Regions from separate parts of the Homo sapiens genome. Here regions 2 and 3 are each linked to region 1. A link is a contact called in ENCODE Hi-C or POLR2A ChIA-PET data. All regions are on one chromosome and are shown on one strand. The core of a region is the stretch at or near the end of the contact, and the rest is flanking DNA. Distances in the headings are between cores, read along the strand shown.

What was found. A loop is a pair of places that touch in the nucleus more often than their neighbours do. ChIA-PET counts read pairs that join two places held with the same protein, here RNA polymerase II (POLR2A). Pooled maps may share reads with other maps.
Region 2: a pooled map shows a loop between it and region 1 (3-fold over the local background). The contact joins two enhancer-like sites. A Hi-C loop is called at or near these places in 3 of 37 single-sample maps with no recorded cell type and 6 of 50 pooled maps. POLR2A ChIA-PET finds 5 or more read pairs at or near these places in 3 of 52 experiments (B cell, H1 and activated B cell).
Region 3: a loop to region 1 is called in a map of sciatic nerve, with 2.5 times the contacts of the local background. The contact joins two enhancer-like sites. A Hi-C loop is called at or near these places in 3 of 168 maps with a recorded cell type or tissue (GM12878, endothelial cell of umbilical vein and sciatic nerve), 1 of 37 single-sample maps with no recorded cell type and 7 of 50 pooled maps.

What each region holds. Positions count from the first base shown.
Region 1 is chr10:124,387,415-124,391,693 of GRCh38, reverse strand. No RefSeq gene overlaps it. Among named protein-coding and RNA genes, the nearest start is that of OAT, 29 kb to the left of the region's middle. RefSeq lists a silencer at 2,188-2,477. Within about 2 kb of position 2,278, at least 7 of the 41 ENCODE cell types and tissues checked have a DNase peak (open chromatin) inside an H3K27ac peak, as active enhancers do.
Region 2 is chr10:124,040,923-124,045,201 of GRCh38, reverse strand. It overlaps CHST15 (carbohydrate sulfotransferase 15), which reads left to right. Exons shown (of 8, transcript NM_001270764.2): 3 at 283-622; 4 at 2,755-2,901. Among named protein-coding and RNA genes, the nearest start is that of CHST15, 51 kb to the left of the region's middle. RefSeq lists an enhancer at 1,728-1,967. Within about 2 kb of position 1,906, at least 5 of the 41 ENCODE cell types and tissues checked have a DNase peak (open chromatin) inside an H3K27ac peak, as active enhancers do.
Region 3 is chr10:124,122,496-124,126,774 of GRCh38, reverse strand. No RefSeq gene overlaps it. Among named protein-coding and RNA genes, the nearest start is that of CHST15, 31 kb to the right of the region's middle. Within about 2 kb of position 2,559, at least 2 of the 41 ENCODE cell types and tissues checked have a DNase peak (open chromatin) inside an H3K27ac peak, as active enhancers do.

The sequences.
Region 1 (4,279 bases), core at 1,029-3,528:
GTTGCAGTGAGCCGAGATTGTGCCATTGCGCTCTGGGCTGGGCAATAAGAGTGAAACACTGTCTCAAAAAAAAAAATAATATTGATGGCCAGACCTCACCTCAAATCAATTACATCAGCATCTCCTGGATGGGGCCTTGCACCTGGATATTAAATGCTCCTGGGGATTCTAATGTGCAGTCCTTGCAAAGTGGGTATTGAGTGTGAGGCAGGGTGTCATTCACCCAACCATGCTGGGGCACTGACGTCTACTGGTGAATAAGGCACACGATTCCTGGCATCAGCGGGCTTTTTAATAGGTACATTTATTTCAAAAATGTTTATTGAGTACCACTTGGCTGGTCCCGGAGGATAGACAGTGGTTCAAATAAATAGCATTTATTCAGCAGTCTGTGCCAGGCACTATTTCAAATGCCTTAAGTCTCACTCCAGGTATTATTACTTCCATTTACAGATGAGGAGACCAAGGCTCAGAAACACAAGCTTGCTTTAGGTCATTGAAATAGTGGTGATGCCCAAGAGCCTTGGATGGGCTGGACAAACCTTCTGAGGGAGCCAGTAGGTGGTCCTGGTGCCTCAGGGACTGGGGGCTTTGAGAACAGCTCCTCCCTTTGTCTCAAGAGCTTGGCCAAGAGGCCCCTGTGGCCTGTAAAAGCATTTCAATTTGTTTTGAACTTGGGGGATGGATTCTTAAAATACCAGCAGGAGGCATCAAAATGAATAATATATATCTAAAAGCAGCTTAGTCCATTTAGGAAAAAAAACTTTAAAATATATTTCAGGGCTCACTCCAGTGTTCCATGCATGTATAATGGCTCAGAGGAGGTTTATTAGCTCCCCAGCCTTTATTTTGATTAACTTGCAAATGAGATTTTTTCTCTATACATCAGCCTAGCCCTTCAAATTGTTAATGAGATATCTGAACTAAAATGGCTTTTATAATTTGCATCACAATACTTAAGAGCCCAGCAGATGATTGCTGCAAATAAGCCTTGTGTGGAATAGCCAAGCATGGCTCAAGGCAGGGTTCGGGAGGACCACCGACAGCTCAGGCTTGCACATCCATGGGGATGCAGGGTCTGGGGGCCTTTGATCTTGGTGGCTTTCTCCTAGGCCAGTCTCTGAGACCGGCAGTGAAGGGCAAGTGGGATCCACCAGCCCCTACTCTCTCCTGCCTTCCTTTTTATCACAACATCTCTTTAATTTATGGCCCCTGAGTGCCAAGCCGTGTACCTGTGAACAAATGGAGTAATTACTCCTGGGAGAAATAGAAAAACATGGATGCAGACCATACAGAAAGCTGCCGGCTTTCAGTGGGGTGACCTGGGAGTGATCACCGGGTGAGGGTGTCCTGCCAGTGTTCTAGGAATCCTGGAATCATGGAGGGTCTCCTGCCAGTGTTTTCATGTTACTGGAGGCTCAGAGAGCGGAAGGGACTTGTCCACCGGCTGCGCTCCCTGGGACAGAAACCTGGGGAGGCCTCCTGATGATGACGGGAGGCGGTGGCGTGGGTGGTTGCTGCGAGGCTCAGAGCTTCGGTTTTGCTTTTGCCTCTGACAACCAGGATGACCTCTGGCAACTCAATGCCTCTCTGTCCTTTATCGAATGAGGGGGTTGAATTAGGACAGAACAGTCACGGGTGGTTTCACAACAGGTGTATGTTCTGAGAAATGCGTCCTTTGGCGATTTTCTCGTTATGTGAACATCATGGCGTGTACTTACACAACCTAGATGGCACAGCCTGCTACGACACAATGCTAAGTATTTGCATAGCTAAACACAGAAAAGGCACAGTAAAAATATGGTATAATCTTTTGGGACCTCCGCCATATTAGAAGGGCATGACTGCCTGGTCTCTGGAGGTGGGGGTGAGGACTGACCAGGTGAGCCTGAGCCCCCATCCAGTGGGCACCGGGCTCAGGTGGGCGCGCGACGGGTCTTGGGAACTGACAGAGGAGCCAGGGTCTGAGGCCCCCGGCAGGTTTTATATAGAGATGGCCAGAAAAGCGCCCCCACGTCCTGTGAGGTTCCCATTCCCCCGTCTTGGGTTTTAAGATCCCCTTGAGACTTAGTTTCCCCCAAAGTCAGTTTCCCGAGAAAAGGAGGCCCCATTTCAGCAGAAAGGGGCTTCGAGCTCCAGGGAGAGGACGGGGGTGTGGCGAGTTGTCCCCTCCCCTCCAAGACTCAGCGCCCACGCGCAAGTCAATAACCCCAAGTCCGGGTCCTGGGGCTTTTGGCCGGAACTGCTCGCAGCCATAGGGCCCCACGCGCGTTGGGACGGCAGGGGGCGCTGCCCGCAAAGCGTTGCTTCCCGGCCGTCCTGCGAGCCCGCGAGATGCGCGTGCGCGAGGCCGGGGCTCGGGAGCTGGGGCGGGGCCGTGGGCGGGGCCAGGAGCCGCGCTGGGGACCGTGCCCTCCTCCGCCGAGGCCTGTAGGGCGCTCGCTCTTCGCTGGGCCGAGTCCCCCCGCGCGCTGCAGAGCAATACAGTTCTGTAAAAGTTTATTATTCTGACGTTGGAATATGCTCCTTGGAGACAATTCAGAACTTGCAGAAACCAGAGCCCCGCGGCCCCTCCCTGCGTAGACTGCGGGCGGCTGTCCCGGGCGTGGGCTGCGGCCCCGCGGGCCCATGCGTGTTCTGGGGACTCTGGGGCGCTGGTTCAGTCCCGCGTGTGTGGGAGTCACGTTCACCTCCTCAGTGCCAGGTGCTGTCCGCGCACCCGTCGGAGCGCCTCGGTTCACCGTGCAGAGGTGTGGGCTCCGGGGCAGGGAAGGGTCCACCCCACCTCCCGCGCTGCAGCGAGCTTGACAGGTGGTGATCCTGGACAGGCGCATCCGTTGGGCCGGGGGCAGGGGCGCTCTGACCCTGTGGGCAGGGCCTCCCGGGACTCTGCCCGGAGCTCCTGGCTGGGCTGTGCCCGGAGGGATCTGAGTGGTGGTCCTTGGGCCCTTGCGGGCCTCAGTTTTTGCCACTGTGCAATGGCCTTACTCATACCTGCCCTGGTGATTGGGGGACCGAAGTTGTGCAGGGGGTGGGAGGATGCGGGGCCTGGTCTCTGCCTGGCTGGGGCCCACCTTGATCCGTGTGGCCCTGCTGAGCCCTGTCCACTGGTCACTGAGATAGTGACGGTCCTGGGCTGGGCAGGAGTGGCAGGCCCTGGGTGTGTGGATGCCATAGGAGGAGAAAGAGCTTTTCCTCACCGTCCTAGGTTCCTGCCTGGGACTCATATAACAAGAGAATAACATACACATTTATTTAATATAATTTTTACCGGATGCAGGAGCCTTCATAAGGAAATGAAGACCCAAAGAAATGTGTAAACCTGTGTGTGTGTGTGTGTGTGTGTGTTTTTGAGACAGAGTTTCACTCTTGTTGCCCAGGCTGGAGTGCAATGGCAGGATCTTGGCTCACTGCAGCCTCCACCTCCTGGGTTCAAGCGTTTCTCCTGTCTCAGCCTCCCAGGTAGCTGGGATTACAGGCGCATGCCACCAGGCCCGGCCAATTTTTGTATTTTTAGTAGAGATGGGGTTTCATCATATTGGTCAGGCTGGTCTCGAACTCCTGACCTCAGGTGATCCGCCCACCTCGGCCTCCCAAAGTGCTGGGATTACAGGCGTGAGCCACCACACCCAGCCAAACCTGTGTTTTTTATGCTTGGTTTGATAAAAAAAGTGGATAGTCCTAGAAAAGTTTGATTGGATAAAAACGTCTGATGTAACGGTAATAGATGGAGGGACTTAGCCAGGCCTGCGTGTTCACAGTCTCCTCTATCCCTGTGTCTTCAGAGGTGAGGATGTTTCTTCTGGGTATAGGGAGACTAACACCTGAATGAGGGTTTTATGTCCTGCTTCAGGGGAGAAGGGAGGGTGGGAGGTGAAAACGACCTTTCTGTTTCTGCTGTTTCCTCAAATGCCAAGGTGCTGTATTTTGGGGTACCATGTCCTGAACCCCATCAGTGCCAAGGGCAAGGCTGGTGCCCAGGGCCCAGTCCTGGACTTACCTTGGACTTCGTGGATGGGAGGGGAGGTGGGGCCTGAGGAGGGGTGACACCCGCAGGTGGAAGCTTGTGTCTGCATCCCAGGAGGCAAATTACCAGCTCTGAGACCTAGGACCAGTCAGTCACACAACCTCTGGAGTCTCAGTGTCCTCATGTAGAAATGGGAGCAGCGGGCTGTGGGGAGGTTGATATTGGCTGCTGGGTCCTGCCTGTAGCTCCCTCTGCCCCCGACCTCAAACTCTTGAGCCCTCTGGGATCACCTGAGGCTTGATAAACACACAG
Region 2 (4,279 bases), core at 657-3,156, 350 kb after region 1:
AAGGTAAATTATGGTAGAATGGATTTTAATTAAACTTTTATCTTTATTCTCTCCAAGTTTTTTTTTTTTTTTTTTTTTTTTTTTTTTTTGTGGGGCGGCGGGGGAGAGGAAAGCACAGTCATTGACCGTCTACCAAGTTTTGCTTTATTTGTTAATCATTGTCAAATATTAGTTCAAATTTGAACACGGTCGTCAGTCTCAGGGCAGGTTCCCATTGCGGTTAGATTGTGTCTTTGCTCATTTTCCCCTCCTCTGTGTCTCTCCTCCTCTGTTTCCTTGCAGATGTTTTCAGTCATCCCCAACAAATTCCTTCCAAACAGTAAGAGCCCCTGTTGGTACGAGGAGTTCTCGGGGCAGAACACCACCGACCCCTACCTCACCAACTCCTACGTGCTCTACTCCAAGCGCTTCCGCTCCACCTTCGACGCCCTGCGCAAGGCCTTCTGGGGCCACCTGGCGCACGCGCACGGGAAGCACTTCCGCCTGCGCTGCCTGCCGCACTTCTACATCATAGGGCAGCCCAAGTGCGGGACCACAGACCTCTATGACCGCCTGCGGCTGCACCCTGAGGTCAAGTTCTCCGCCATCAAGGAGCCACACTGGTGGACCCGGAAGCGCTTTGGTGAGTGCTGGGTCCCAGGGCTCCTGTCTGGTCTCGTTCCTTCATTCGTTCATTCCTCCCGCAACGTTAGCGCTGGGGTTGGGGGGCGAGGGCGGCAGAAAGAGATGGCACAATTCCCTTGTTAGGAGGCTGTTCCCAGGCAAAGACCCAGCAGGGTCTGGAACTCGGTTCCCAGCCATGCAGTGAGCATTGATTGCCAGCTGTGTGCAGGACACGGGGACGAGTCAGAACTGGCAGCTCTTCTTGTTCCGAAAGCCCGGGCACATGACCCGAGCAGTCAGCAGTAAGTGCCAGTGGCCAGTAAGGGCCAGCAAGAAGGGCGTGATCCGGGCTCTTGGCTCCCAGCTCTGTGCTATTCCCTGCTCTGTGCCGCTCCCAGCTCTGTGCCGCTCCCAAGCTCTGTGCCGCTCCCAAGCTCTGTGCCGTTTCCTGCTCTGTGCCGGTCCTCTGCTCTGTGCCGTTCCTCTGCTCTGTGCCGTTCCCTGCTCTGTGCCGCTCCCTGCTCTGTGTTGTTCCCCTGCTCTGTGCTGTTCCTTGGCTCTGTGCTGCTCCCTGCTCTGTGCTGCTCCCTGCTCTGTGCTGTTCCTCTGCTCTGTGCTGCTCCCTGCTCTGTGCTGCTCCCTGCTCTGTGCTGTTCCCCTGCTCTGTGCTGTTCCCCTGCTCTGTGCTGTTCCCCTGCTCTGTGCTGTTCCTCTGCTCTGTGCTGTTCTCAGCTATGTGCTGTTCCAGCTGCAGTCACTGCACCTGGGGGAGACTGAGTTGCTTCAGGCCTCAGCTTCTCTGACCTGCCCCATCTGCCTTATGGGTTCCATATGATAACCACATGGAGATCATTCTGGAGGCCTTGCTCTCAGCCCTTTGCCGCAGGCTTACCATGACCACTGCCCATCCCTCTCTGCTCCAGCTTAACCCCATGCACCCTGCGGTCCTCAGATCACTGTTTCCTCTCTGTAACCTTTTCCTTGTGCCAGGAGAGGTTTGGTCACTGGAGCTGAGGGGTGATACGTGCCTATTGTCAACCAGAGTCCTGGCAGGCCACGAGGGTGTTTTCCAGTAATGGACTCAGGTTGACTAGAAGGGAATCTTCAAAGTTTTCCCTAGACCAACTCTTAATGTGTTTCCTGACAAACGTTTGCTTTCATCCTTTTGATGTTCGTCCTACAGTGAGCTAAAGTGTAAATGTTTCTTTTGTGGTTTAGCAGCCGCCACTGTAGGAGCCAGGGTTTCACATCCCTATGCATTTGCTGGACGTGTCTGAACACACTCCCTTGCTGTAGGGTGCTCCCCCGAGGCTCACAGTGATTTCCCCTTAATGAAAACCAGCTTTCTACCGGCAGGAAAGGAGGAAGAACAGAGGCGGGCCTCTGGAATCTAGTCTTCAATGTCACCTTGAACCTCTTGTTACTTTGGCCACGGATGTTCTCTTTCCAATTTCCATTGACTTCAGGAGTTGTGGTGTTGGGAAGTGGATTTTTAAATGTTTGCAAGTGAAATTTATTTATTTTTCAGGCAGGGGGTGAATTTAAGCTGTATGTGGCCGATGCCAGAATCCATGTCTGTCTAGAGTATGATCAGTTCCCCTTACTGTTTGGACAAAGGGCAGGGTATTTGATTGAACAGGGGGAGGAGAGAGAACATCAGGCAGGTGCTGGCTGGGCCCCATGAGGAAGGCATCATGGAGTTTATAGGATACTGCCCTTCTCTCTCCTGTGGGCAGCCCTCGGTCCTCTCTCCCTGTTTGACACAACACATGCATCCTGGGTGTCATCGCTGCCCAGCCACTTACGAGTCCCACCTGTGCACAAGTTAACCAGCCCCAGACTTTGTCCCTCCAAGCAGACATGTTTCTAGCTCTTGAGTAGGTGTTCCAGCCTTTAATCTGCCACTGTCTAGCTTAGTGGTGGTATCTTCCAGCCCTTGAAGCATGCATGGATTGAAGTGGGTAGCCAGGCCGCATAGACCCCCACCCCCATCCCCAGCAGCCCTTTCTGAAGCTTACCTGGGCTGAGCCTCTTGCTGCTGTCGCCAGGCCCTTTAGGCCTTTCCATCTCTCTTTGGTTGCTGTCTGGGAGGCCATCGCTCCAGCAGTAGCAACTTTGTCCTCAGTATCTCCTGCTTCTTGGTTCTCATAGGAATCGTCCGCCTAAGAGATGGGCTGCGAGACCGCTATCCCGTGGAAGATTATCTGGACCTCTTTGACCTGGCCGCACACCAGATCCATCAAGGACTGCAGGCCAGCTCTGCAAAGGAGCAGAGCAAGATGAATACAATCATTATCGGTAAGGCGTCTGTGTCACTCTGGCAGGGCTAGCACCCTCCCTGGGGTCCTGGCTCTGGCTCCAGGCCTAGCCCAGCTCTGCTTCACCTCCAGAACATTTACATGGTGGCAGCAAACTTCTTTTGAGCCTCCACTTCTCCACCTGGCTGTCACTCTTACCACTACATAAAATGTTCACATCACTTGAACATTACTATAAAGTGGAAATGTTGACTTTCTAATTCTTTGGAGACTTAAGGACAGCTGATGGCTTTCTTGAGAAGTTGCCATTTCTTTGTTTTTAAGAAATTAAGCAGGGATATTGACTTCTTTTCCTGATGTACTGATCTGATAAGTTTGGATGGGGGAATTATAAGTGCAGTTAACTGGTTAGTCATCGATTTGCTGCTTGGGGCTTTTGTAATCCCTGGCCACTGGGACCATATAAGACGGAGGCAGCTTCTCCTGAAATAGACTCAGCTCTGACACATCGCCTATAACTAATTGCTGTTTAAAAAGCCTAGCCCCTGTCAACCTCATGCCTTTGGGCATTCAAAGTGAGGTTGATTAATAATAATTTGTTTTAAATATTCACAAGAATATTTTATAAGTAAACATACATATTTACTCTTTAAAATTTATTTTTTATTGTATAATTTAAGGTGTACAGCATACTGTGATGTTTCGATGGAAATAGAGACAGTGAAATGATTGCTACAGTAAAGCAAATTAACATAGCCATGTTTTTTTCACAGTTACCTTTGTGTGTGGGGAGGGGGGCGTGTGTGTGGTAAAAGCACCTGAAATATACTGTCTTGGAAAATTTCCAGCATGCAATACAGGATTAATAGGATTAATAACTACAGTGCACATGCTCTACCTTAGATCTCTAGACTTGTTATTTGCCTGACATAATTCTTTTTATTGGATTCAGCTTAGAAGGCGTTTATCCACTGATGCCTTCTAAAAGAGAAATTGAGTCACGTTTTGCTTAAATTGTTTACCTTAGATAGTGATCTATTTTTTAATTTTCCTAGATCTGTTATATTTGCAATCTCCAAATTAAATAAATCTATTAGCAACTAAGAGGAATTATAATCAGCCCTTCGAAAGATGACTTTTTAACTTAAGACTCTCCTGTCCAAGGGGACAGACTTATGTGCCTAAGTCCTGACTTAACTCTTTTTTTTCTTTTAAACTCAAAGAAATTAAGTCACTGGGAGTCACCTCCAGTATGATTTGGCTGTTATCTAGTTTTTTGCAAACTTGGGAGTCCAAACTCCCCAAATCTCAAGTCTGACTTACATTTCATTGTGACTCCTATACCATATGCCTCTGGGAAAATCACATGTTCTTATGAAAGAGATGAAAATATGTATTCTCCGGCCAGGAAACAGAGA
Region 3 (4,279 bases), core at 1,310-3,809, 270 kb after region 1:
GGTTTTGTAACTGTGAGTTCAAAATGAGAATAGATTTGGTGTCTGGCAAGAATACCATATTGAGGAGTAATTTTTTTCCTGTTATAAATCCATTAGGAAATTAAAAATCTAGGCTGCGACTTTAAAATATGGAATGGAATTTTCTTCTGAGCCCCCTAGGTAAATTTTTTTCCTTGTTAAAGGCAGAAATCTAATGAATCTAAATCTTCTCATTGAGGATAATGTTCCCAGAGGCGACTGCTGTGCCTTAGCTATTCACTGACTTGCAGCTAGGATCAGATTTTCAAAAAAAGGTTAACATAAAATCTGACAATGTTTGCCCTGGGCTGGAACTGAAAGCTGAAGGGTATTAAGAAATACCTACTGTGTGGCAAGACACAATGGGTGCTGGGCCAAGGCGTGGAGAGGGGAGGGGAAGAGGGACGGGAAGACTCTGAGATACGATCAGCCCTCAGCGGCTCCCAGCTCAGTGTGGGAGGCACAGACTGGAGAGAAACAGTACAGAGATGGTTTGACGAATGAGCATATCAACCAGGACAAGTGTACAACCAGGAAAAGTTAGTGTACAACCAGGATTAGTCAGTGTACAACAAGGACAAGTTAGTGTACAACATGTGAACACCCTAACACTCCACCAATCTAGAAATCAGAATAAGCAAACCTGGACCTAGAATAAACTTGAGAAGTGGATCTGGGGCTGCAGAGAGAAGCCAAGTCGGGTTCTGCAAACCCTGGCATTTGACTGTGTGGGCAGAGCAGCTTCGGTCCTCCCTCATTATCTGTTCTTCTATGAAGGATTGAGTGGCAGCAGCAGCACCTCCATCCTCACCAACAGAGCCACCAACAGCAGCATGAACCAGAGAAAAGACCCACGGCGAGGCCCAGGGCTGAGAGCCTCACGCGCCACCTCCGATGGAGCAGGTGTCTTCATGTTAGCTCATGCCCCTAGTGGTGATCTTAAACTATCAAGAAAATTGCAGTCATCCTATTACGTGAGAATCCAAGAAATGCACAAAACATTTTATCAAGGTTTTTGATCAATGTGGTTGAATTTTAAAAACGTGTATCACTGGTCTGGGATAGTTGATTTCATTGGATGCACATTCTCCAACAATGCTGGCTGAAGTGCAAGTGTGTGTGTGTGTGATATGTGTGAGTGTATGTATGGTGTGCATTGGTGTATGTGTGAGTGTGTGTGGGTGTATGTGTGAGTGTGTGTTGGTGGATGTGTCAGTGTATGTGTGAATGTGCATGTGGGGGGAGGGGTTATATGTGTGAGTGTGTGTTGGTATGTGTGTGTGGGAGTGTGGGAGTGTGAGTGCGTGTGTGGGGGTTATATGTGTGAGTTTGTATGTTGGTGTATGTGTCAGTGTGTGGAGTGTATGTGTGACAGTATATGAGGGTGTATGTGTGAGTATATTGGTGTGTCAGTTTGTGGGGATGTGAGTGCATGTATGTGGGTGTGTTATATGTGTGAGTGTATGTGTGAGTGGATTTATGTGTATGCGGGTGTTGGTGTATGTCTCAGTGTGTGTGTGTTGGTGTGTCAGTGTGTTTGTGGGTGTGTGGGTGGGAGTGCATGTGTGGGGGAGGGGTTATATGTGTGAGTGTGTGTGTGTTGGTATATGTGTGTGTAGGAGTGTGAGTGCATGTGCGTGGGGGGTTATATATGAGTTTGTATGTTGGTGTGTGTGTGTGCATGTGTATGTTGGTGTATGTGTGTTTGTGAGTGTGTGTGTGTTGGTGCATGTGTGTGTTTGGGTATGTGTGTGTTGGAGTATGTTTGAGTTTGTGTGTGGGTGTATGTGAGTGTGTGTTGGAGTATGTGTGCGTTTGTGTGTGGGTGTATTGTGAATGTGTGTTGGTATATGTGTGAATTTGTGTGGGGATGTATGAGTGTGTTTGGGGGGCATGAGTGTGTGTGTGTAGGTGTATGACTGCATGTGGGGTGTGTGTGTGTGTGTGTGTGTATTTGCTGACTACTGAAGTGCCAAGGAGATGTCAACCATGGGCGTAAATAGTCAGGAAGGGTTTTAAAGAGAATGGGAATTTGCGATGACCTGAAAGGTGGGGAGAGTGCGTTGTAAGCAGGAAAGGCATAAACACGTGAACATACTGTTTTGACCTCCAAAATCAGTTAACAGTTTTCTCAAAATATTTTTGCATAACTTGGTTGCATCTAAGCCCTATCAACAAAAAGACATCGCCTTGGCAAACCTCCCAACAGGGCCATTGGAGGTTTAAGAATGCTACAAGGAACTTGTAGATGTAATTCCTGAACAGGGAGCTCTGTCATAGAATCTATGCAGTGCTAGGAGACCAGGTTATGGTTCCTTCTCTGCCCCTGCCTAGCTGTGTGACCTGGTACGATGATCTTTCTGGGTCTCATTTTCTGTAAAGTCTGTAAAATGAGGAAGTTTGTCTAGACACCAGAGGATCGTGATCAGAGTTTGTATCAGAACCACCTAGGATGCTTTTTCAAGATGTGCATGTCCAGACCATACACGAGATCTACTGAACCAGGACATCCGGGGTGGATCTCAGGGGACCTAAGATGTCAAAGAAGGTCCACACGTGATTTTAGTTGTGAGCCAAAGTTGGGATCCTATTGTGTTAGATAACACTGGCTCCTGTAACAAACAATGCCTCAAATCTCACTGTTCAACATGATCCAAGTTTGTTCTCATTCATGTGTCAATCCGTGCAAATGCACCAGCAGCCAGCCAGCTTCCAGGTGATGATCAGATGACCCTGCCTCCTCTGTCTTGTGTCTGTCATCTTCAGTGTCATCTTCAGCTACCTCCATGGTCTCAGTGGGGTCATCTCCATGCTGGTGAGCTGGAAGGGGAGAGAGTGTGGAACATACTATGTGGAAATGTGTCCATGGGCCAGGCCCAAAGTAGTGCACACCACCCCCACTTCTATCCCAGTCACCAGCCATTCCTACTGCACGGCTAGCTGCGGAGGGGGGTTGTCCACAGGAAGCAGGGAAATGGGTTAGGGTCACGGCTGTCAGTCTCTGCCACCAAACTAACATGAATAATTTTTTTCTTTTTGAGATGGAGTTTCGCTCTTGTTGCCCAGGCTAGAGTGCAATGGCATGATCTCGGCTCACTGCAACCTCCGCCTCCCGGGTTCAAGCGATTCTCCTGCCTCAGCTTCCCCAGTAGCTGGGATTACAGGCATGCACCACCACACCCGGCTAATTTTGTATTTTTTGGTAGAGTTGGGGTTTCTCCATGTTGGCCAGGCTGGTCTCGAAACCCCTGACCTCAGGTGATCTGCCCACCCCGGCCTCCCAAAGTGCTGGGATCATGGGTGTGAGTCACCGCACCGGGCCCATGAATAATTTCTAAGATTCTTTTTAGCTGCAAAGTTCTGGAATGTTTATCTTTTTGCTGCCACAGTCCTCACTAAGAACCTCTACAAAGAGCTAGTTTCTTTCCACCTCGCATTCGAGTGTTTATCTGTGTCATCATCCGCCCCAGATGGTGCTGTCCCTGAAGCAAGGGTTGCACCTTATTCATCATTGCTTCTGTTCCCCAAAGCACCTAGCGCAGTCTTTTGCACATATTATGAACATAATATTAACTGAGTGAGTGACTTAAATGCATGATTTAGAAAAAGTTCATTAGCCCAAGGAGGAAGGGCAGGAGGCCTGGTGTCTGCAGACACAGGATCCGTCACAGCGCTGTCTGGTACTCAACTCTAGAGCCCTCCTCAAGCCTTGGTTTCAGTAGAATTTGGCAGCAGCAGAACGGGCCTCATTAAGTTGTTGAAAGGATTAATGAGATAATGGTTGTGAAGTGCTGAGCACAACATCTGGGTGAACAACTGCATCTCCTTTCATCTTGGCATGGGCTCGTGCTACCTCGAGACAGTCTCCGCAGAGGTCATATTCACAACCGGCAGGACCGGGACTGATCAGCTCCATTTCGTATTTGCAAACGGCCTGGAAGTTTGGCATCATGGAAAATCACAACTAGGATGGTTGATACTTTATCCAGGGGGCCCAGCAGACTCTTGTGAGGTCCTGGCAGGATGAGGGACAACGTAACTGTCGCTAGAATTCCTCATATTATGCAGTGCTTTGTGGTACTCATGGATCTTTTACATTTGTTTTCCCAGTTCAGGGTTCAGAAAACATAGTAAAAATTTTAGGCTTTGCAGGCCATAGAGTCTCTGTCACGACTACACAACTCTGCTGTTTTAGTGTGAAAGCAGACACGGACAATGTGTGAATGAATGGCTGAGGTCATTTTGTGATGAGGTTTGATTT